Regions from separate parts of the Homo sapiens genome. Here region 1 is linked to region 2. The links are chromatin loops, found by intact Hi-C in ENCODE. Cell type or tissue: heart right ventricle. All regions are shown on one strand. Each heading gives the region's core, and the rest is flanking DNA. Links, peaks and the distances in the headings are about the cores only. Region 1 has its middle 7.3 kb from the start of CCDC71L. Region 2 has its middle 57 kb from the start of LINC02577.

What was found. Peaks named below come from ENCODE experiments on the same cell type or tissue, not always from the same donor. Only the 100,000 strongest peaks of a DNase experiment are listed, where the experiment ranks them.
Region 1: a loop joins it to region 2, with 8 times the contacts of the local background. A loop is called at or near these places in 19 of 110 quality-filtered maps.

What each region holds. Positions count from the first base shown.
Region 1 is chr7:106,663,210-106,673,769 of GRCh38, reverse strand. No RefSeq gene overlaps it. Among named protein-coding and RNA genes, the nearest start is that of CCDC71L, 7.3 kb to the right of the region's middle. RefSeq lists a silencer at 1,301-1,501. In heart right ventricle, for the core only: no CTCF peak of the experiment used is centred there; no DNase peak of the experiment used is centred there.
Region 2 is chr7:106,712,863-106,723,422 of GRCh38, reverse strand. No RefSeq gene overlaps it. Among named protein-coding and RNA genes, the nearest start is that of LINC02577, 57 kb to the left of the region's middle. RefSeq lists enhancers at 2,341-2,600, 4,120-5,319. In heart right ventricle, for the core only: no CTCF peak of the experiment used is centred there; no DNase peak of the experiment used is centred there; H3K27ac peaks cover 1,423 bases.

The DNA of each region.
Region 1 (10,560 bases), core at 1,744-9,743, 50 kb after region 2:
GTGGCTGGTATCAGTTGTTCCTTTCCACGTTTAGTGCTTCCTTCAGGAGCTGTTTTAGGGCAGGCCTGGTGGTGATAAAATCTCTCAGCATTTGCTTGTCTGTAAAGGATTTTATTTCTCCTTCTCTTATGAAGCTTAGTTTGGCTGGATATGAAATTCTGGGTTGAAAATTCTTTTCTTTATGAATGTTGAATATTGGCTCCCACTCTCTTTTGGCTTGTAGGGTTTCTGCCGAGAGATCTGCTGTTAGTCTGATTGGCTTCCTCTTGTGGGTAACACGACCTTTCTCTCTGGCTGCCCTTAGCATTTTTTCCTTCATATCAACCTTGGTGAATCTGACAATTATGTGTCTTGAGGTTGTGCTTCTCAAGGAGTATCTTTGTGGTGTTCTCTGTATTTCCTGAATTTAATGTTGGCTTGCCTTGCTAGGTTGGGGAAGTTCTCCTGGATAATAATATCCTGCAGAGTGTTTTCCAACTTGGTTCCATTCCCCCCATCACTTTCAGGGACACCAGTGAAACGTAGATTTGGACTTTTCACATAGTCCCATATTATTTGGGGGCTTTGTTCATTTCTTTTTACTCTTTTTTCTCTAACCTTGTCTTCTCACTTCATTTCATTCATTTGATCTTCAATCACTGATACCCTTTCTTTTACTTGATCGAATTGGCAATTGGCTATTGAAGCTTGTGCATGTGTCATGAAGTTCTCATGCCATGGTTTTCAGCTCCATCAGGTCATTTAAGGTCTTCTCTACACTGTTTAGTCTAGTTAGCCATACGTCTAACCTTTTTTCAAGGTTTTTTGCTTCCTTGTGATGGGTTAGACCACGCTCCTTTACCTTGGAGAAGTTTGTTATTACCGACCTTCGGAAGCCTACTTCTGTCAACTCATGAAAGTCATTCTCTATTTGTAGGAGAAGAGGCGCTCTGATTTTTAGAATTTTCAGCTTTTCCTGCTCCGGTTTCTCCCCATCTTTGTGGCTTTATCTACCTTTGGTCTTTAATGTTGGTGACCTGCAGATGGGGTTTTGGCGTGGATGTCCTTTTTGTTGATGTTGATGCCATTCCTTTCTGTTTGTTAGTTTTCCTTCTAACAGTCAGGTCCCTCATCTGCAGGTCTGTTGGAGTTTGCTGGAGGTCCACTCCAGACCTTGTTTGTCCGGATATCACCAGTGGAGGCTGCAGAACAGCAAATATTGCAGAACAGCAAATATTGCTGCCCGATCCTTCCTCTGCAAGCTTTGTCTCAGAAGGGCACCTATCTGTATGAGGTGTCAGTTGGCCCCTACTGGGATGTATCTCCCAGTTAGGCTACATAGGGGTTAGGGACCCACTTGAGGAGGCAGTCTGTCTGTTCTCAGAGCTCAAATGCCATGCTGGGAGAATGACTGCTCTCTTCAGAGCTGTCAGACAGGGACGTTTAAGTCTGCAGAAGTTGCCTGCTGTCTTTTGTTCAGCTATGCCCTGCCCACAGAGGTGGAGTCTCTAGAGGCAGTAGGCCTTGCTGAGCTGTGGTGGGCTCCACCCAGTTCAAGCTTCCTGGTCACTTTGTTTACCTGGTCAAGCCTCAGCAGTGGTGGACGCCCCTCCCCCAGCCAGGCTGCCGCCTCGCAGTTTGATCTCAGACTGCTGCACTAGCAGTGAGCAAGGCTCCATGGGTGTGGGACCCGCTAAGCCAGGCATGGGAGAGAATCTCCTTGTCTGCCGCTTGCGAAGACCTTGGGAAAAGCCCAATATTTGGGCAGAAGTGTCCCATTTTTCCAGGTACAATCTGTCATGGCTTCCCTTGGCTAGGAAAGGGAAATCCCCCGACCCTCTGTGCTTCCCGGGTGGGGCAATGCCCCACCCTGCTTTGGCTCACCTTCCACGGGCTGCACCCACTGTCCAACCAGTCCCAATGAGATGAACCAGGTAGCTCAGTTGGAAATGCAGAAATCACCCGTCTTCTGCATCGATCATGCTGGGAGCTGCAGACTGGAGCTGTTCCTATTCAGCCATCTTGGAACCACCCAGTCAACCTCCTTTTATAAATGGGGCGAGTGCTGCTCTTTGAATCAGAAAACTGTGATTCAGGATTCAGCTTTATCACTTTACTGGAGCATGTCAATTAGCAACTGGAGCACCTTACTTAGCTTCACCTGAAGCTCATCCATAAAATGAGAATATTTTTTCTTGTTTCCCTCATCTGGCTCTTTGAAGATCACATCAGATAAAGTATTCTTTAAACTTTAGTGTACTACCTTCAGAGAAAATACTAAGGTATTATTGCTACATGCAATTACAAGTAAAAAGATGAATAGAACACAGCATTACTGTGAGGGAATTTATAATCTAGATGATTCACAATTATTCTTCTTCTCTAACAGAATTGAGAGATACAACCCATCCCCGCCAGTAACAGTGGTTCTTCTAGGGGTGAGGGTAAGGTGAGGGTGTGGGTGGGTGGGGAAGTGTGCTGTAAGAGAAATGAAAATGAAAATGCCACAGCCTTCACAGAAGGAAGAGAACATATAGGGACCAATGGCTTTGTTGAGCCTCAAAGGATGGGTAAAATTTGGAAAGGGGAAAGAATAGTCTCTGTGTGCCCAGCTGTAAAGTGGGGCATATAGAATAGTACTTACCTCAAGGGACTGCTGTGAGATTACATGAAGTAATCCATGTGAAGTATGGAGCACAGAGTCTGACATAGAATATGAGTATTCACATATGTTACACCTGTATGATTCCTAGTTAAACCTATAGCTCTGTAGACAGAAAAATGGTGCCCCAGAGATGTTCATATCTTAATTCCTGAAACATGCAAATATATTAAGTTACATGAAAAAGGGGAATTAAGGTTTCAGATGGAATTGAGGTTGCTAATGAGCTGAACTTATAATAGATTATCTTGGATTGTCTGATAGGCCCAATCCAATCACAAGGGTCTCTAAAAATGCAAGAAGGAAGCAGAAGAGGAGAGTCAGAGGGAGATGTGACTATTCAAGGATGGTCAGAGAGATTTAACATTGCTAGCTTTCAAGATGGAGGAAGGAAGCCATGAGCCATGGAATGTGGGTGGTCTCTAGAAACTGGGACATGTGAAGAAACAGATTCACCTCTTCAACCTCCAGAAAAGAACACAGCCCTGCTGACATCTTCGTTTTAGCCCAGTAAGATCTACATTAAGGCTGGGCATGGTGGCTCATGCCTATGATCCCAACACCTTGGGAGGCCAAGGTGGGAGGATGGCTTGAGCCAAGGAATTTGAGACCAAGCTGGGCTATATAATGAGCCCTCATCTCTAAAAAATTTTAAAAATTAGCTGAGTATGGTGCATGCCTGTAATCCCAGCTACTCAGGAGGCTTAGGTGGGAGGATCACCTAAGCCTGGGGAGACAGGGATGTAATGAGCCGAGATGGTGCCCTGCCCTCCAACCTGGGAGACAGAGTAAGACCTTGTCTCAAAAAAAATATTGAACTTCTGACCTCAAGAATGATGGCAAAATGATAAATTTGTGTTGTTTTAAGCCACCAAGTTTGTGGTAACTAATATACTAGTCTATAAGCATCATGAAGCAAATTCCTGACACAATTTGCTCACAGTTTAGTCCCAGCTTTCCAGCTATAGCAGATTCTCAATAAGTTATTTGAATGACTGAATTAATAGGCATTCTAGGAACATGTTGAGGTAAAGTTTGGTGGGAAGTTTTGCTCTGGCCTAGGCATAAATGGGTCCTAAAAGCTGGATAGTGTCATAATTTGAAGGCTTTTGAATAGCAGCTTACAGAGTTTGTTCTCAATTTGGTAGGCAAAGTAGATCCACTCAGGATTTCTGAGCACTAAAGGGACAGGATTGTGTTTTAGGGGTTTAATCTGGGTGGTATTGAGTAAAAAATTTTTTAAGATTATTTTATGATTCTGGAATTTTATACGCCTACTTATGCATCCTACTTATGTGTCTAAAAGCATCATATTGTTTTTAAAGTAATAATATGAATTTGTCGACTCTTGTTTAATTATAGTACTTAGATCTTTTTTCCATGTTTATGGTTTAATATGTTAATATTCTTCTAATCTGATACTAATAGTGTCAAACTGGCTAATTATTTTTGCATGTAATTAGAGTGGAGCTCCAAAATTATTAAGAGAGAGGAGAGTACAAGTGTGGTCCACTGTTGATATCAAATAGTCTGAGACCTTATAAAAAATTATGGGATGACTTCATTTTATTTTTAATAGGTTTATCAGGTTTAGTAGGTTAGGGGAAAACTCATAGACACAGCATATTTTGATTTCAACAAAATTTGACAATGTTTCTTTTAATATCTTCCTGGATAATAAATTGTGATCTGGGTGATAATAACAAAAGTCTTGAGGCTAGTGAGCCAACCGTAAGCAAAAAGTGCTTACAGATGGGTGTGTGTCAGTATGATCAAGTCTCCAGTAGAGTGACACAGGTCTTTGTCATTGAGTCTGTTCCAACCGGTAGTGCCATTGGTGACTTGGTTTAAGGTGGAAGGATGCTGGTCTAATTTACTAAAAGGATTAATCAAAATCAGATATTATAGAATTTAGATCCAAGAGTACCACAGTAGGTAGGAATGTTGTACTGAAATCAACAAAATGAAATTTAACAGAGATAAATGTAAAGTCATCTAAGTCAGGGGTTGCCGACCCATGGGCCGTGGACTGGTACCAGTCTATGACTTGTTAGGAGCCAGTCTGCACAGCAGGAAGTGAGCAGCAGGTGAGCAAGCATTACTCTCTGAGCTCTGCCTCCTGTCAGATCAGCAGTGGCATTAGGTTCTCATAGGAGCATGATCGCTATTGTGAACTGCACATGCAAAGGGATCTGGGTTCCATGCTCCTTATGAGAATCTAACTAATGTCTAATGATCTGAGGTGTCCGTGGAAAAAATGTCTTCCACAAAACTGGTCCCTGGTGCCAAAAAAGTTGGAGACCCTGCTCCAAGTACAGTATAGTTCAGGGCACACTTAATTTTGCAGTAATTCATATGGGAAAAAATGGTTTCTAGTTGGCTTTAAATTTAATATGAGTTAACAATATAAAGAAATTTCTTACATTGCAGTTTTGACATAATCTAAAATTTACTTTTGGAGATTGGTTCTATGAAGTTCTAGGAGACAGGGCAATGGGTAAAAGAAAACAGAACTAGGTTTTGGACTAAACGTGAAAAGAAACCTTTTTCCCTTTGTTCCTTAGGATTTTGGTTAATATCAGGCCTAGCTAATTTCAGGTCTGGCCAATTTCTTGGTCCATTTCCAATTTGGGCAATTTCTGATCAATCACTAATAAATAAGCACTGATACAAAATATTATGTTATAGCCTAATCCTTTTGGTTTGTTTTCCCTTTATTCTGTTTTGCATTTCTCTATTTTTTTCTTTCCGTGCATTAAACTTTTTTTAGAATTCTATTTTGATTTATCTGTAATGTTTTTGAACATATCCTTCTATAGCTTTTTCAGTGGTTGCTCTAGGTGTTACACTATACAGTTGACCCTTGAACAACACAGATTTGAACTGTGAGAGTCCACTTCTATATGGATTTTTTTAAATTAAAGTTACAAGCGTGCCTGCCTTTCCTGTTTTCCGTACCACCCTCTCCACCTCTTTTCACCTCTGCCACCTTGAGACAGCAAGACCAATCCCTCTTCTTCCTCTTCTTCCTCAGCCTACTCAATGTGAAGATGAAGATGAAGAGGAAGAAGACCTTTATGATGACCCACTTCCACTTAATGAATAGTGATGTGATTAATAGTGATTAATGAATATGATGACTCTTCCACATGATTTTCTTTTTTTTTTTTTTTTTTGAGACGCAGTTTTGCCCTGTTGCCCAGGCTGGAGTGCAGTGGCGCGATCTCGGCTCACAGCAAGCTCTGCCTCCTGGGTTCACACCATTCTCCTGCCTCAGCCTCATGAGTAGCTGGGACTACAGGCGCCCACCACCACGCCTGGCTAATTTTTTGTATTTTTTTTTTTTTTTAGTAGTGATGGGGTTTCACTGTGTTAGCCAGGATGGTCTCGATCTCCTGACCTTGTGATCCGCCTGCCTTGGCCTCCCAAAGTGCTGGGATTACAGGCCACATGATTTTCTTAATAACATTTTCTTTTCTTTAGTTTGCTTTACTGTAAGAATACAGTATATAGTATTTATGCAAAATATTGTTAATCAACTCTTTATGTTATTGGTAAGGTTTCTAGTCAACAGTTAGGCTGTTAGTAGTTAAAATTTTAGGGAATCAAAAGTTAAACTTGGATTTTCAACTGCATAGGGAGTCAGTGCTTCTAATCCCCACATTGTTCAAGGATTAACTGTATATACATAACTTATCCCAGACTACTGGTGTCGTTTTTACCAATTCTAGTGAAATATAGAAACCTTATCTTTCTTTATGTCTGTTTATCCTGACTCTTAACATATTTGTTTAAAATATTTTGTCTACATACATACAGAGCCACATCAGTGTTACTAATTTTCACTTCAACCATTGGATTGGTCTGCTTGGGCTGCCATAATAAAATATCACAGACTGTGTGGCTTAAAAAATAGAAATTTATTTTCTCATAGTTCCAGACATGGGGAAATCTAAGATCAAGGTGCCAACCAATTTGGTTCCCTGTGAAGGCTCTCTTCTTGGCTTGCAGATGGCTGCCTTCTTACTGTATCCTCATATAGTGGCAAAGGAGAGACCTCTGACATCTTTCTTTTCTTATAAGAGCACCAGCCCTTCTGGATTAGGGTCCTACTCTTATGACCTTTATTTAACCTTTATCACCTCCTCATAGGCCCTATCTCCAAATACAGTCACACTGGGGATTAGGGCTTCAAGATATAAATTTTGGGAGGACACAAATATTCAGTCCATAACAACCATCAAACATAATTTTGAAAACTAAAGAGGAGAAGGAAAGTCTATTCTGTTTACCCAAGTTTTTGCTTACCATGTTCTTTCTTCTATTCTAATATTCCAAGAATCCTTCTTTTATTGTTTCCTTTCTATTTAGAGAACTTCTGCTAGTCATTCTTTAGCGTAGGTCCACTGGCAACAAATACTCTGTTTTCCTTCATGTGAGAATGTCTTGATCTTCTTTTCATTCTTAAAGGATTATTTCACTCAATATAGGAATTTGAGTTGACAGTTCTTTTCTTTCAGCATGTGAAAAAAGGCCACTTCCTTCTGGCCTCCATGGTTTCTGATGAGAAATCTGCTGTCATTTGAATTGCTTTTCTCTCGTAAGTAAACTGTTGTTTTTATCTAGCTGTTTTCAGTATTTTTTCTTGGATCTTAATCTCCTTGGATTAAGTACAAACTTAACTTAATCCAATCTCTAGTTTTCAGAAGTTTGACTTTGATGTTTCTTTTTTTTTTTTTTTTTTTTTTTAAGACAGAGTCTCTCTCTCTGTTGCCCAGGCTGGAGTGCAGTGGCACCATCTTGGCTCACTGCAAGCTCCACCTCCTGGGTTTATGCCATTCTCCTGCCTCAGCCTCCCGAGTAGCTGGGACTACAGGCGCTTGCCACCATGCCTGGCTAATTTTTTATATTTTTAGTAGAGATGGGGTTTCACTGGGTTAGCCAGGATGGTCTCGATCTCCTGACCTTGTGATCTGCCCCCCTTGGCCTCCCAAAGTGCTGGGATTATAGGCCTGAGGCACCATGCCCAGCTGACTTTGATGTACCTTGATGTAGATTTCTTTGGGTTAATCTTATTTGGGTTTGTTCTTGAATCTGTGGATTTATGTCTTTTGCAAATTTGGAACATTTTCAGCCATTCTTTCTTTAAGTAATTTTTCCAGCCTCATATTTTTTCTCCTCTCTTTCCAGATCTCTAATGACACAAATATTAGATCTTATAGTCCCAGAGGCCCCTGAGGGCTTTTGAAAAAATCAGCCTATTAGTTCTCTGTTCAGGTTGGATAATATCTATTATTCTATCTTCAAGTTCACCAATTATTTCCTCTGTCCTCTATTCTAATGTTGAGCCCATCCACTGAGCTTTTTATGTTGGTGGTTGTATTTTTTTTTCACTTCTAAAATTTTCATCTAGTTCTTTTTTATATCTCTTGATTCTTTGCTGAGATTTTCTATTTCTTTGAAGTAGCTTTGTATTTTTCATTTAAGAGTGTTCATAATTGCTTATTGAAATATTTTTTGATGGCTGCTTAAAATCTTTTTTATATAATTCTAACATCTTTCTCATCTCAATGTTGGCATCTACTGATAATCTTTCTTCATTCAGTTTGAGAGCTTTCTGGTAAGTAATTTCTTATTGAAACCTGAATGTTTTGGGTATTACATTATACAACTCTGGATCTTATTTAAATGTTTTAGCTGTTTTTCTGACACTGTCCTAATGGGGGTGGGGTGGGCACTGCCTCAATACTGCCAAGTCAGAGTCCAGATTTCTCCTCTGTTTCCACTGATACCTGAAATGGGGAAAGGAGCCCCTCATTACTGCTGAATGGGGGTAGGAATTCTGGCTTCTCACTAGGGCCGAGAAGGTGGGTAGGATTGTCTTGTTATATTCACCACATGGTCTCCACTGACACCATGGGTACAGATTGCCTGTTTACTGCCCAACAAGGATTAAAGTCCTGATTTCTTATCCAGCCTCCTCTCATACCACCCTAGCAGAGGTGGTGGGGGTGCCTTTTTATAGCCTGGCAAGGGTAGAAGTCATAATTTTTTTCTATGGTGTTTTGCAGCAGTAGGAAAATTATTTTCTAAAAGCTTTCCGTTTTGTTAGGCTGCCCCTCCTTTCCCGGTCCTGTAGCTAGAGAGAAGAAGATTTTGTTGGGGCTTTTTATGTTTGCATCTGTTGGCATTTTGGGGTTGTTGGCTTGTCTAGCACCCAGTCTCAGATTTGCTAGAAAAAGAGAAAAGAAGAAGAAAGGAGACCCAGGGAACTCACTGCCATGCCCTTCTTTGGGTTCTCTGAGGTCTCCAGCCTGTCTGCCTTCTCTTCTCCATTTTTCAGAGTCTTCTTATGTATACTTTATATATAACATCCAAGGTTTTTAGTTGCAATTAGCGGGAAAAATAGGGAAAGTACAGGTATTCCTATAAGCAAAAGAAAGTCCTATCCTCTCAGTTTATATGGTCTTTATGTTTTTCACATTAAGCCGTTGCAGAGCATATCAGGGTTTGAGCTAACTTTTGTATAAAAATCTAAATTACTTTTAGAATAGGTCTAATGACAAGGCTGAGTTTTTTCTTGCTGAATCATGCTATATTTAACATCATTTAAGCCAGCAATTAATGCTATCTCCTTGGTTAAGTACAAAATGTAGAATGTTAGAAACAATTCTGAACTAGAGTTAGAGATCTACGTTCTAGCTCAGAATCTTCCACTGTACAGCTCTGTGACCTTAGGCAGATCTCTTGGCATCTCAGAATTCTCATCTGAATTAACAATGTTGGACTCATTAGATGATCTCTAAGTTTCTTCTAGCTGTAAAGTTTTTATTTTCCTCTCATCAATGCCACTACTTTAAAAAAATATGTAGACATTCTGTAATACAGGGCTTAAAATATATTGATTAAACCAAGTAAAATCCTCAAAAATAAATAAGACAAATAGGAATAGCTTTTATTGAATGCTGTGTTCCAGGCACTACAGTAAGTGTTTTATGAATATTCTCTCGTCCAGTTCTTAAAACTTTGAAGTTAGAAGTTATACTCATTTTATAGATGAGAATGCTGAGACTCAGAAAGGTGAAAAATGTGTCTAAGAATATTTTTTTGTAAAGATATAATTGACCCCAAGTTTATTTGATTCCAGAGCTGATGTTTGCAACCACTTATATAGATTTTCAAAATTTTTTTGGCCACTTTTCAAGAGGCAGATTATTTTATAGAAATTGGATTCTAAAGCAATACTTCTGGGTAGCTAAAAGATACATTTTATTTAATTTTTCCCATCACTTTATTCGGCTTGGATTTATTTTTTAACTACATAAATATTGAATACAGAAAGTAAATACATACAGCTTTTTTTTGTTTATTATTATTCATCACTTATTTAGCAGACATAGGAGGCATTATTACCCTTGAGAGGTAAAGGAATAAACTAAGGGTTGTAAAATATCGTTACTCAAGAGCAAAAATTTAATTTGCCAACTTTCCATAAACTTCATAGTATCTCAAGTCTCAGGAACTAGAAGAGATACATTATTTCTATGTGTAAATTTTGCTTATTTATGGAGAACAGATAAGGAACCATTTGCAAGACTATTAGAGTTAATTAAAAGGTGGAGGTCAAGAAAAAATTAAAAATAATAGAGGAAACAGAATAGAGCAAATAATGTCAAATTTAAATGTATACGATAACATAAGCACTTTATCATGATATTAGTTCCTAAAAGTATTTCATAAAAAATATTGTTTGGTTTTAAGTAAATTAAATGAGCATGCATTATAAAATGAACTCTTGAATACTTGGCAAGTTGAGATCTTATGTTTTCTTAGAACCAAAATTGTGTTTAAAAAAGGTTTATCTTCTTAATTGAAATAAGTTCTATACATTTATGTAAATGTCTGGAATATATTTATGT
Region 2 (10,560 bases), core at 1,558-9,557:
CTTAGTTGTGAGGCTTTGTGTGTAATAGCAAACATGGGATGCCTCTAGGGGTGGCACAGCCTCCTACAGGAGAACATGGATTTTTCGGAAGGAGGTGAGTTGAGTCATCAAACAGAGAATCTTAAAGGGGAGACTGGGTACTGGGATATCTGAAATCAAACTGGGGCTGAGAGGTTGGAGTACAGGTTAGCAGGCAGAGAGGAGGCAGCCTCTTTATAAAAGTTAGTCCCGGCTGGGCACAGTGGCTCACGCCTCTAATCCCAGCACTTTGGGAGGCCAAGGCCGGCAGATCACGAGGTCAGGAAATTGAGACCATCCTGGCTAACACGGTGAAACCCCGTCTCTACTAAAAATACAAAAAATTAGCCAGGCGTGGTGGCACACACCTATAGTCCCAGCTCCTTGGGAGGCTGAGGCAGGAAAATCGCTTGAACCCAGGAGGCAGAGGTTGCAGTGAGCTGAGATCGTGCTACTGTACCACAGCCTGGGTGACAGAGCGAGACACCATCTCAAAAAAAAAAAAAAAAAAAAAAAGCTACTCTAGAAGGCTTCTCTGGGGAGGTAAAAGGAAACAGCTATGTTCACCATGAATTTATTCTTTATTTGCACTACAATATTGTTGTAGATGGGATTGTCTGGAAGTTGATACAGAGATAGAGTTTAGGATGTCAAATATTTTTTGGAGATTAGCATCTGTAAAAGGAAGGGAAAAGAAGCAGGATGAGGGTAAAGGTGAATTCAGGTCCAAAAAAGCCTCAGCAAACCTGAATGGAAGCTCCAGAACAAATATTTCACAACAGAGTTGTCTCACATCTGACCAAAATGGACAGAATTGTATACCCCTGTGTCGATTAGTCACTAGATGCAGGCTGCTTGGGAATATGTGAGGTCGGATCTCAAAGCTCTCTGAAGTTTAGGCAAATGCTGAAAAATAAGTCAGCTGGAGACTGTTGTTTGCACTCATGGCTGCTTGGCAGCAAGTCCTTCCTTGGAGGAGAATCTGGGTACCTCCATATCTCTATATCTACTATAACTGTATCCTATTTGAAGAACTGAATCTACTTATTAGTCTGAAGTGTTTGGTATGGTGAAGGCTGTTGGGTCGGCTACTTCCCCATTCTTCCTCCTGTGAACTTTTGTGGCAAATGAAGACCTAGTCATGTTCCCCTTCCACCATGCATGGATTTTGATGTAAAAGACATCTTGTTTGTGGGCCATGAGAGACATGATCATCCCTTAGGTTGGGAGTACCTCTCTCTTCCTCTCTATGGTTTCTGGAAATGCTTTAACAGTCTTGAGGAATTATCATAAAGGACGTATCCATTTTTCTCTTCATTCCTTTCTTGGTGCCTCCTCTTGTTTTCCTGCCAGATGGGGTCACTGTATATGTATGGCCTTAACTCTTGGTTCTTGCTCTCCTGCTACTTGCCTCAAAAATGGATAACGACTGGGACCTTTCTCATATCTTATCTCCAGTGTGGTAAATAGACTGGGCAGAGTGTCCCCTCTAGCTCCTCTGCCTGGCTGGGAATGCACATTCAATACAAGGGAAAGGCATTTTGACCTCAAGCCCAAACTATTTTCTTCATTCCAGCTTTACCATGAATAAAACTGATACTTTGATATCCATTGGTCACATGAGTCTGTTCTCAATTTGGAAGAAGCTGGAAGAAATGAGGTAGTGAATGACTAGGTTCTCCCAAATTCCAACAACCAGGAGGTGTTTGGGGAGATCCTAGGTACAAAAGTGAGGTTAATTCTTTTGATTTCCGTCATAGTGGTGAATGCCTGGCCATATCAGGTTGCACATAAAACAAACATACAAGGTGCGCATAAATCCATTTTAACAGACGAGGAAAACTCAGGCCCTAACAGATTACTTCACACTTAAGAGGAAGATAAACTTGAAATCAGTTTATCCTTCCCAGTCACTTTTTAACCCATTTCAAGCAAGCATCCTTCATAACCACTTCACTGAAATTGCTCTTGCCAAGGCCACCAAAGGACCTTGTTTTTGCTAACTCTATCAGATACTCTTTAGTCTCCAACATTTTTGACATCAGGGACTGGTTTCCCAGAAGACAATTCTTCCATGGGAAGGGGTGGGAGGTTGGGGGGGAATAGTTTTAGGACGAAACTGTTCCACCTCAGATCATCAGGCATTTGTTAGAGTCTCATAAGGTGAACACAACCCAGATCCCTCAAATGCACAGTTCACACTAGGGCCCTTGCTCCTATGAGCATCTAATGCCCCCTAAAATCTGAAGGAAGTGAGCTTAGGCAGTAATACAAGCAATGGGGAGCTGCTGTAAATACAGATCAAACTTTGCTCGATCGCCAGCCACTCACCTCCTGCTATGCGGCTCATTTCCTAACAGGCCATGGATGGGCCCCTGCTTTAGAAATTATCCAGCTGTTTAAACGCTCACTTCTTAGCAGCTTCTGACATTGACCTTTCTTCACTCCTTGCTTCTTCTGGTGCTGCTTTGTTCTTCTGCTTCCTTTCCACTGGCTTCCATGCTGTACACTCACTGTGGTGCTCACCTCTCTGGCCATACCTTCTTTGGTATGGCCAAACTTCTCACACTTTCAGTGTTCATGTTCCCCATTGTTCTGCTTTTGGTCTTCATGGTAGGTGATAGGGTCTGGCTCACTCACCACACGTTTCAGTTCAGCTTCCTTATAATATGTGGAAGGCAGAAAGCTCAACACACAAAGCCAAAGCAAAACAAAGCAAGCCATTCTTCAAATGTCCTAGAGTTCTGGGTATAATTTACCTTCTGACAATCAGACAGATACATTGTATGAGACTTAGATTTGCAGTTAATCTAGGAGGAGAGAGTCAAGGCACAGGGTCATATTTTTGCTGGTGGAGATTTTAGTGAACGTGATGTGGTTTGGAAGCAAGTAGTGTTAGTAATTTCTCACATGGCAGTTTGCTAATTTTACAGATCCCTGATCATTTTTAAGGCAGCAGCTCCTTCAGCTACCCAGTTCTGTAGTGTGGCTTTGGGAATTGTTTCTAGAACCTTAGAATGGAGTCTTTTTTTATTAGCTTTTTAAAGTAAGCCATTTAATATTCTGTAACAAACCCCTTTCCTCTTAAACCAGCTACAGTGGATTCTGTTCCTTGTAACTGAATACTGACAATACAGTACTGGTTAGTTTGGAGGTTTTTATGTTTTTCTTAAAAAAAATTCAATAGGCCATTGATGGGCAATATTACCCAGTACCACATATAAATGTCTTCTAATTGTATATCTGCAGACTAGGCAACTCTACTAAGCTCCAGATTTATATATCCAACTGCCTACTGGACATCTGTATCTGGTTGTCAAATAGTGTATCCAAAACTAAACTAGTATTTTCCCTTAATCTTTTATTTGCTTCCCATCCAGATATATGACCTAGAAATTGTATAGCTTTCCTATACTTTGTTGCCATCTTTCTCAACTTCCCGTCAGTTCCAAGACCTGGTGATTCTAGTTACTAAATATGCCTTGTGTCCAAACCCTTCTCTCTCTCTCTCTCTGCTACTAGTACCTTAGTTCTTATCTAGATTATTTGAACAGTTTTCTCTTGTTCTTCTCCTTTTCCTCATCCTTTTCCTTCTCTTCTTCTAGGTTTAAAAATATGTCTTGAAGATAAGCCTGTTTTTTGTTTTCACATGTTAACATGTCTAAAATTGGGATGCGTCTTATAATCAATGGTGTCTTGTACTTGCTTTCAGCCAAGAAGTTGTTCTAACATAGTGATTGTTATCTACTTGTACAAACTTGGTTTTTAGGACGATATGAGTAGACCACAGCAACTCCTTGATATTTTATTCAACAATCATTAAAGGGCCATTTGAGGAAGGAATATGGTCCTGATTCTTGTATAATAAACTTTTATTGACAATTTCTGGTAAACTCAAGATTTGAGAGCAGCAAAAGCTACAGAATGGGTGCCGGTAGCCTGGGAGGAAACCTCAAAGACAGTATTGGAGCACTTTTTGAATAGATACTACACATCACTAATACTCTGGATAGAACAGGGATCAATATCAGGTGATTTTAGGCTGTGGAGTGGTGAGATGCGGTGGAGGAACAATTTTTAAAGTGAGCAAAAAAGATCTTTTCTCTCAGAAATATTACATCTATCCACACCCAAAGTATATCTTTTTTCTTTTTTGAGATGCAGTCTCACTCTGTCACCCAGGCTGTAGTGCAGAGGTGCAATCTCGGCTCGCTGCAACCGCAGCCTCCCAGATTCAAGTGATTCTCCTGCCTCAGCCTCCTGAGTAGCTGGGATTACAGGCACTCGCCACCATGCCTGGCTAATATTTATATTTGTTGTAGAGACAGGATTTTGCCATGCTGCTCAGGCTGGTCTTGAACTCCTGAGCTCAAGTAATATGCCCATCTTGGCCTCCCAAAGTGCTGGGATTACAGGCATGAAAGATCCTTAAGACCTAAATTTTTATCTTGAGTTAGCCTTGGCTTCTGTTTATATGTGGTAAAAATTGTTTTTAAAGAATAATCTCAAGTATTCTGGAAGACAGGTATCTCCAAATTGATGAACATTTTTTTCTTCAAGAATTTTTCAGTAATGATGATTTTGTTTCCTTCATCTCCAGTAGGCAGTCATGGCAACTTGGTAACTTGAGTCACGTATCTGAAAAATGATAATGAAATGGTAGTATACCTTGCACAATAAAGACAGTGGCCATTAAATATTTTTAAATAATGCGAAAGTATTTATCACCAGTTGCCAGTAGTCATGCTCAGTAATTTCCTCCCTGGCTTTGCTCTGCCCAGATATCTTTAAAAGAATGCTGTAAATGTCACAACTCATTATGAAGCTGAACATATTACAGCATGAAAAAAACAAATGCTACTTTTCTAACCATAGTAAAAAGTTGTTTAATGCAATTCTTTTAAACATGTGCTTATCTTCTTTCATCTTCTACCCAGTTCTGCACCCTTCCCCCACACATGACTATTAACTAAGTCACAATGAATGCTCCCATTGCCTCCTACTCAGCTGAATCAACATTTCCGGAGGCTGTGACTAATAAAAGCCACAGCCCATGGTATGCTTGACTTTTGAAAATCCTGATTAGCTTTAAGGGCATAATTATGTGTACCTCTACTTATAGAATGAGGAAGTTGATTTGAGCTATGTCTCTAAATTACACTAAAAACTACAAAAATGAACTACAAAAATGACTTAATGAAGTCAGACTTCATTAAGATTATTAACTTATTTGGCTTTTAAAAAAATGTATTGACTGATTACTTAGGTATTCTGAGATCATCATGGTGTAAACTAAAGCATTTGGCTAATAGGATACTTAATGGTCCTTTGCTTTGCTATTCATGGCTCAAAATAAAGGGAAGTGTAGAAAAGGAAAGATCTAATCTCTGAAAGGCAATCTAACAGAAACTATATCTCTGAACATAATTTTGTTGGTTAATTACCATGGAGATAAATTAATCCAAGAAAAAGGAGAGTGCTTCATAACTCCAAAAACAAATGAGTCTCTTCCAGTAGTGTCACTGTGTATTTGTCGTTGAACTGTGAGTACACTTTTAATTTCTCCCAGAAAGAGGATCCACTAAGAAAAAGCAAATTGTGCATTACTTTGGGTGCTCCCCTTTGATTGACAGCTATGCCCATAAGGTAAACTTCCCTTGGCTTAGTGTCCACTCCTGTCCAATAAGCAGGGCAAGATCACTGGATACTGGCCACTCAGAGGAGACCATGGGCCTAGCAGAAATGATAGGTAGGATTAAATAATTTACTTTTCTTCTTCCAATCACAGCCAAGTGCTTTGAAAATGTAGTGTTCAATTTTCTGTCTTCAGTTTCCCATATCCCCTTAGATTCTCAGCTCCTTGTACTCTGCTTCTGTCCCCAACACTCAAGTGAACTTCTCAAAACAACTCTTACTGATGCCCTAATTGCCAAATACAGTAGACTGTTCTCTGTCCTTATGTTTCTTGAAGTTGTTTAAACAGTTGGCATAGTTGACAATCCTTAGATTTCTCTGGAGATTTCCCTTCTAATGCTTCAGTTACTTCTTAGCTTCTTTTCTCTTCCATTTTTTTCAACCTATTATCATTGGCTTCTTCTCCATAGCCTTTTACCATGCTACAGGTTCTACCACATTAAAGGAAAGTTCTTTCCCCTAAATTTGTAATTCTTCTTAGAGATCACCCTATATTTTTCCAACTTCATTATTAACCCCCCAAAATAATATAAACCATTCTCTGCACTTTATCATTGCTCATTTACTCTAAAGCTCTCCATAATGAGGCTTACATCCCATTAACCTAGTGAAGTGGCTTCTGCAAAGTCATTAAAGATTTTCTAACTATTTAAAATCCTCATGTTATTTAACTTCTCTTTCCAGCACTTGACTATATTGATCACTTCCTTCATAAAATTCTCCTCCTTGGTTTCCATTACATTGCTCTTTGCTGGCTCTCTTCTTGCCTTTCTGGACATTCTTTTTCAGGCTTTCCACCTGTTAAACACTGATGCTTCCCATCATCTTGGCCCTTTTCTCCTCACAGTCTAAGCAATCCTAGCATAAGCTCACTCGTTTTCATGGCTTTACCCACCCCACACATGCTGACGACCTGTATGTAGTCTACAGAAGTTGGTATCTTGTACTTTTGCTTCTGCTGTACAGTGTTGCCTTTGACTGAGGGTCTTCTGCCAGCTTTGGAGCACTTCTCTGGGAGAGATAGTGAAGGCAGCCCTCTTCATCAGTGCAGAATTTGCCCCAGGAACCCTTTTTTCTGCTCTCAAAGACCAAGACACTATGTTTATCTCCTCTCTCAACTCCCAGGGCCCCTTTGGAAATATAATTCTGGTGGTCCTATGAATTAAGCTTTGAAAACAAAATCCTTTTAACTGTTTTGTAAGGTAAACAAATACCAGACCTCCAGGACACACTGCTTGGTTTCTAGATATTCTACCCCTATTTCAAGTATAGCATGTCTGCCAGGCCCGAATGCTGGGTGCCATCTTGTGCTCCTCATCCTCCTCATTTCCTGTGTTGAGCCAAACCTGTAGATTTTATTGTCTAAATGTCCTTAAAAACCACTCTCTTGGCATGTCCTTGGTGGCATTGCCTCTATTCAAGCCCTACTTACCTCCTTCCCTTGCCGTTTCCTCCAGTATTCCTTCCTCCAATTTGTCTTCCACACTGTTGTTAGAGGGATCATTTAACTATAGATCTGGTTACATTTATGTCTTACTTATAAAATATTTTTATGGCTAGCTTTCCAGTGATTTTATGAGATGCTCAACCTTCTCAGTGTGTTGGGCAAGGCTTTTGATACTCCTCCTTGTGTTCTCTCTTGCCTTGTCTCTTGCTATCCTGTGCACCTACGATACATATTTTCTCTAGTTTCTGTGTCTACTTGTACATGTTGGTCTCTCTGTCTATAATGCCTCTTCCTCCATCTACCCTTTCCCACCTATTGCCTTCACCAACATCTACTCATCAGGGAAATGCAAATTAAAACCACAATGAGATACCATGACATATCTATCAGAACGGCTAAAATTACAAAGACATACAATAGCAAGTGTTGGCCAGGATGTGGAATAGTTAGAACTCTCATACATTGCAGGTAAGAAAATATATTGGCTCAAATACTTTGGAAAGCTGTTACCTATGAAAGCTAAACACATTTAAAATCATTTCAGAATCATCAGATCCTGTTAGAAGCAGTGGGCTCCAAATCCATGTTCTCCTAGCATTTTACTATGGCATTATCACACTTGCTTATTTTCTTATTTGTTTTTCTCAATAGACTGTGGCATCTTTCAGAAGCAAGAGCTGGTTTTTTTGTTTTTTTAATTATACATTAAGTTCTAGAGTACATGTACACAACGTGCAGGAGGTTTGTTACATATGTATACATGTGCCATATTGGTTTGCTGTACCCATTAACTCATCATTTACATTAAGTCTTTCTTCTAATGCTATCCCTCCCCTATACCCCCACCCTATGACAAGCCCCGGTGTGTGATGTTCCCCATGCTGTGTCCAAGTGTTCGCATTGTTCAATTCCCACCGATGAGTGAGAACATGTGGTGTTTGGTTTTCTGTCCTTGTGATAATTTCCTCAGAATGATGGTTTCCAGCTTCGTCCATGTCCCTACAAAGGACATGAACTCATCCTTTTTTATGGTTGCATAGTATTCCATGGTGTATACATGCCACATTTTCTTAATCCAGTGTGTCATTGATGGACATTTGGGTTGGTTCCAAGTCTTTGCTATTGTGAGTAGTGCCTCAATAAACATACATGTTCATGTGTCTTTATAGTAGCATGATTTATAATCCTTTGGACATATACCAAGTAATGGGATCACTGGGTCAAATGGTACTTCTAGTTCTAGATCCTTGAGGAATCGCCACACTGTCTTCCACAATGATTGAACTAGTTTACACTCCCACTGACAGTGTAAAAGCATTCCTATTTCTCCACATCCTCTCCAGCACCAGTTGTTTACTGATTTTTTATGACCGCCATTCTAACTAGTGTGAGATGGAATCTCATTGTGGTTTTGATTTGCATTTCTCTGATGACTAGTGATGATGAGCATTTTTTCATATGTCTGTTGGCTGCATAAATGTCTTCTTTTGAAAAGTGTCTGTTCATATCCTTTGCCCACTTTTTGATGGGGTTGTTTGCTTTTTTCTTGTAAATTTGTTTAAGTTCTTTGTAGATTCTGGATATTAGCCCTTTGTCAGATGGGTAGATTGTAAAAATTTTCTCCCATTCTGCAGGTTGCCTGTTCACTCTTATGGTAGTTTCTTTTGCTGTGCAGGAGCTCTTTAGTTTAATTAGATCCAATTTGTGTATTTTGGCTTTTGTTGCCATTGCTTTATGTGTTTTAGTCATGAAGTATTTGCCCATGCCTGAGTCCTGAATGGTATGGCCTAGGTTTTCTTCTAGGGTTTTTATGGTTTTAGGTCTAATATTTAAGTCTTTAATCCATCTTGAATTAATTTTTGTATGAGGTGTAAGGAAGGGATCCATTTTCAGCTTTCTACATACGGCTAGCCAGTTTTCCCAGCACCATTTATTAAATAGGGAACCTTTTCCCCATTTCTCGTTTTGTTCAGGTTTGTCAAAGATCAGATGGTTGTAGATGTATGGTGTTATTTCTGAGGCTTCTGTTCTGTTCCATTGGTCTGTATCTCTGTTTTGGTACCAGTACCATGCTGTTTTGGTTACTGTAGCCTTGTAGTATAGTTTGAAGCCAGGTAGTGTGATGCGTCCAGCTTTGTTCTTTTTGCTTAGGATTGACTTGGCAATGCGGGCTCTTTTTTGGTTCCATATGAACTTTAAAGTAGTTTTTTCCAATTCTGTGAAGAAAGTCATTGGTAGCTTGATGGGGATGGCATTGAATCTATAAATTACCTTGGGCAGTATGTCCATTCTCACGATATTGATTCTTCCTGTCCATGAGCATGGAATGTTCTTCCATTTGTTTCTGTCCTCTTTTATTTCATTGAGCAGTGGTTTGTATTTCTCCTTGAAGAGGTCCTTCACGTCCCTTATAAGTTGGATTCCCAGGTATTTTATTCTCTTTGTAGCAATTGTGAATGGGAGTTCACTCATGATTTGGCTTTCTGTTTGTCTGTTATTGGTGTATAGGAATGCTTGTGATTTTTGCACATTGATTTTGTATCCTGAGACTTTGCTGAAGTTGCTTATCAGTTTAAGGAGTTTTGGGGCTGAGACAATGGGGTTTTCTAAATATACAGTTATGTCATCTGCAAACAGGGACAATTTGACTTCCTCTTTTCCTAATCGCATACCCTTTATTTCTTTCTCCTGCCTGATTGCCCTGGCCAGAACCTCCAACACTATGTTGAATAGGAGTGGTGAGAGAAGGCATCCCTGTCTTGTGCCAGTTTTCAAAGGGAATGCTTCTAGTTTTTGCCCATTCAGTATGATATTGGCTGTGGGTTTGTCATAAATAGCTCTTATTATTTTGAGATACGTCCCATCAATACCTAATTTATTGAGAGTTTTTAGCATGAAGGGCTGTTGAATTTTGTTGAAGGCCTTTTCTGCATCTATTGAGATAATCATGTGGTTTTTGTCTTTGGTTCTGTTTATATGCTGGATTATGTTTATTGATTTGCATATGTTGAACTAGCCTTGCATCCCAGGGATGAAGCCCACTTGATCATGGTGGATAAGCTTTTTGATGTGCTGCTGGATTCTGTTTGCCAGTGTTTTATTGAGGATTTTTGCATCAATGTTCATCAGGGATGTTGGTCTAAAATTCTCTTTTTTTGTTGTGTCTCTGCCAGGCTTTGGTATCAGGATGATACTGGCCTCATAAAATGAGTTAGGGAGGATTCCGTCTTTTTCTGTTGATTGGCATAGTTTCAGAAGGAGTGGTACCAGCTCCTGTTTGTACCTCTGGTAGAATTTGGCTGTGAATCCATCTGGTCTTGGACTTTTTTTGGTCGGTAGGCTATTAATTATTGCCTCAATTTCAGATCCTGTTATTGGTCTATTCAGGGATTCAACTTCTT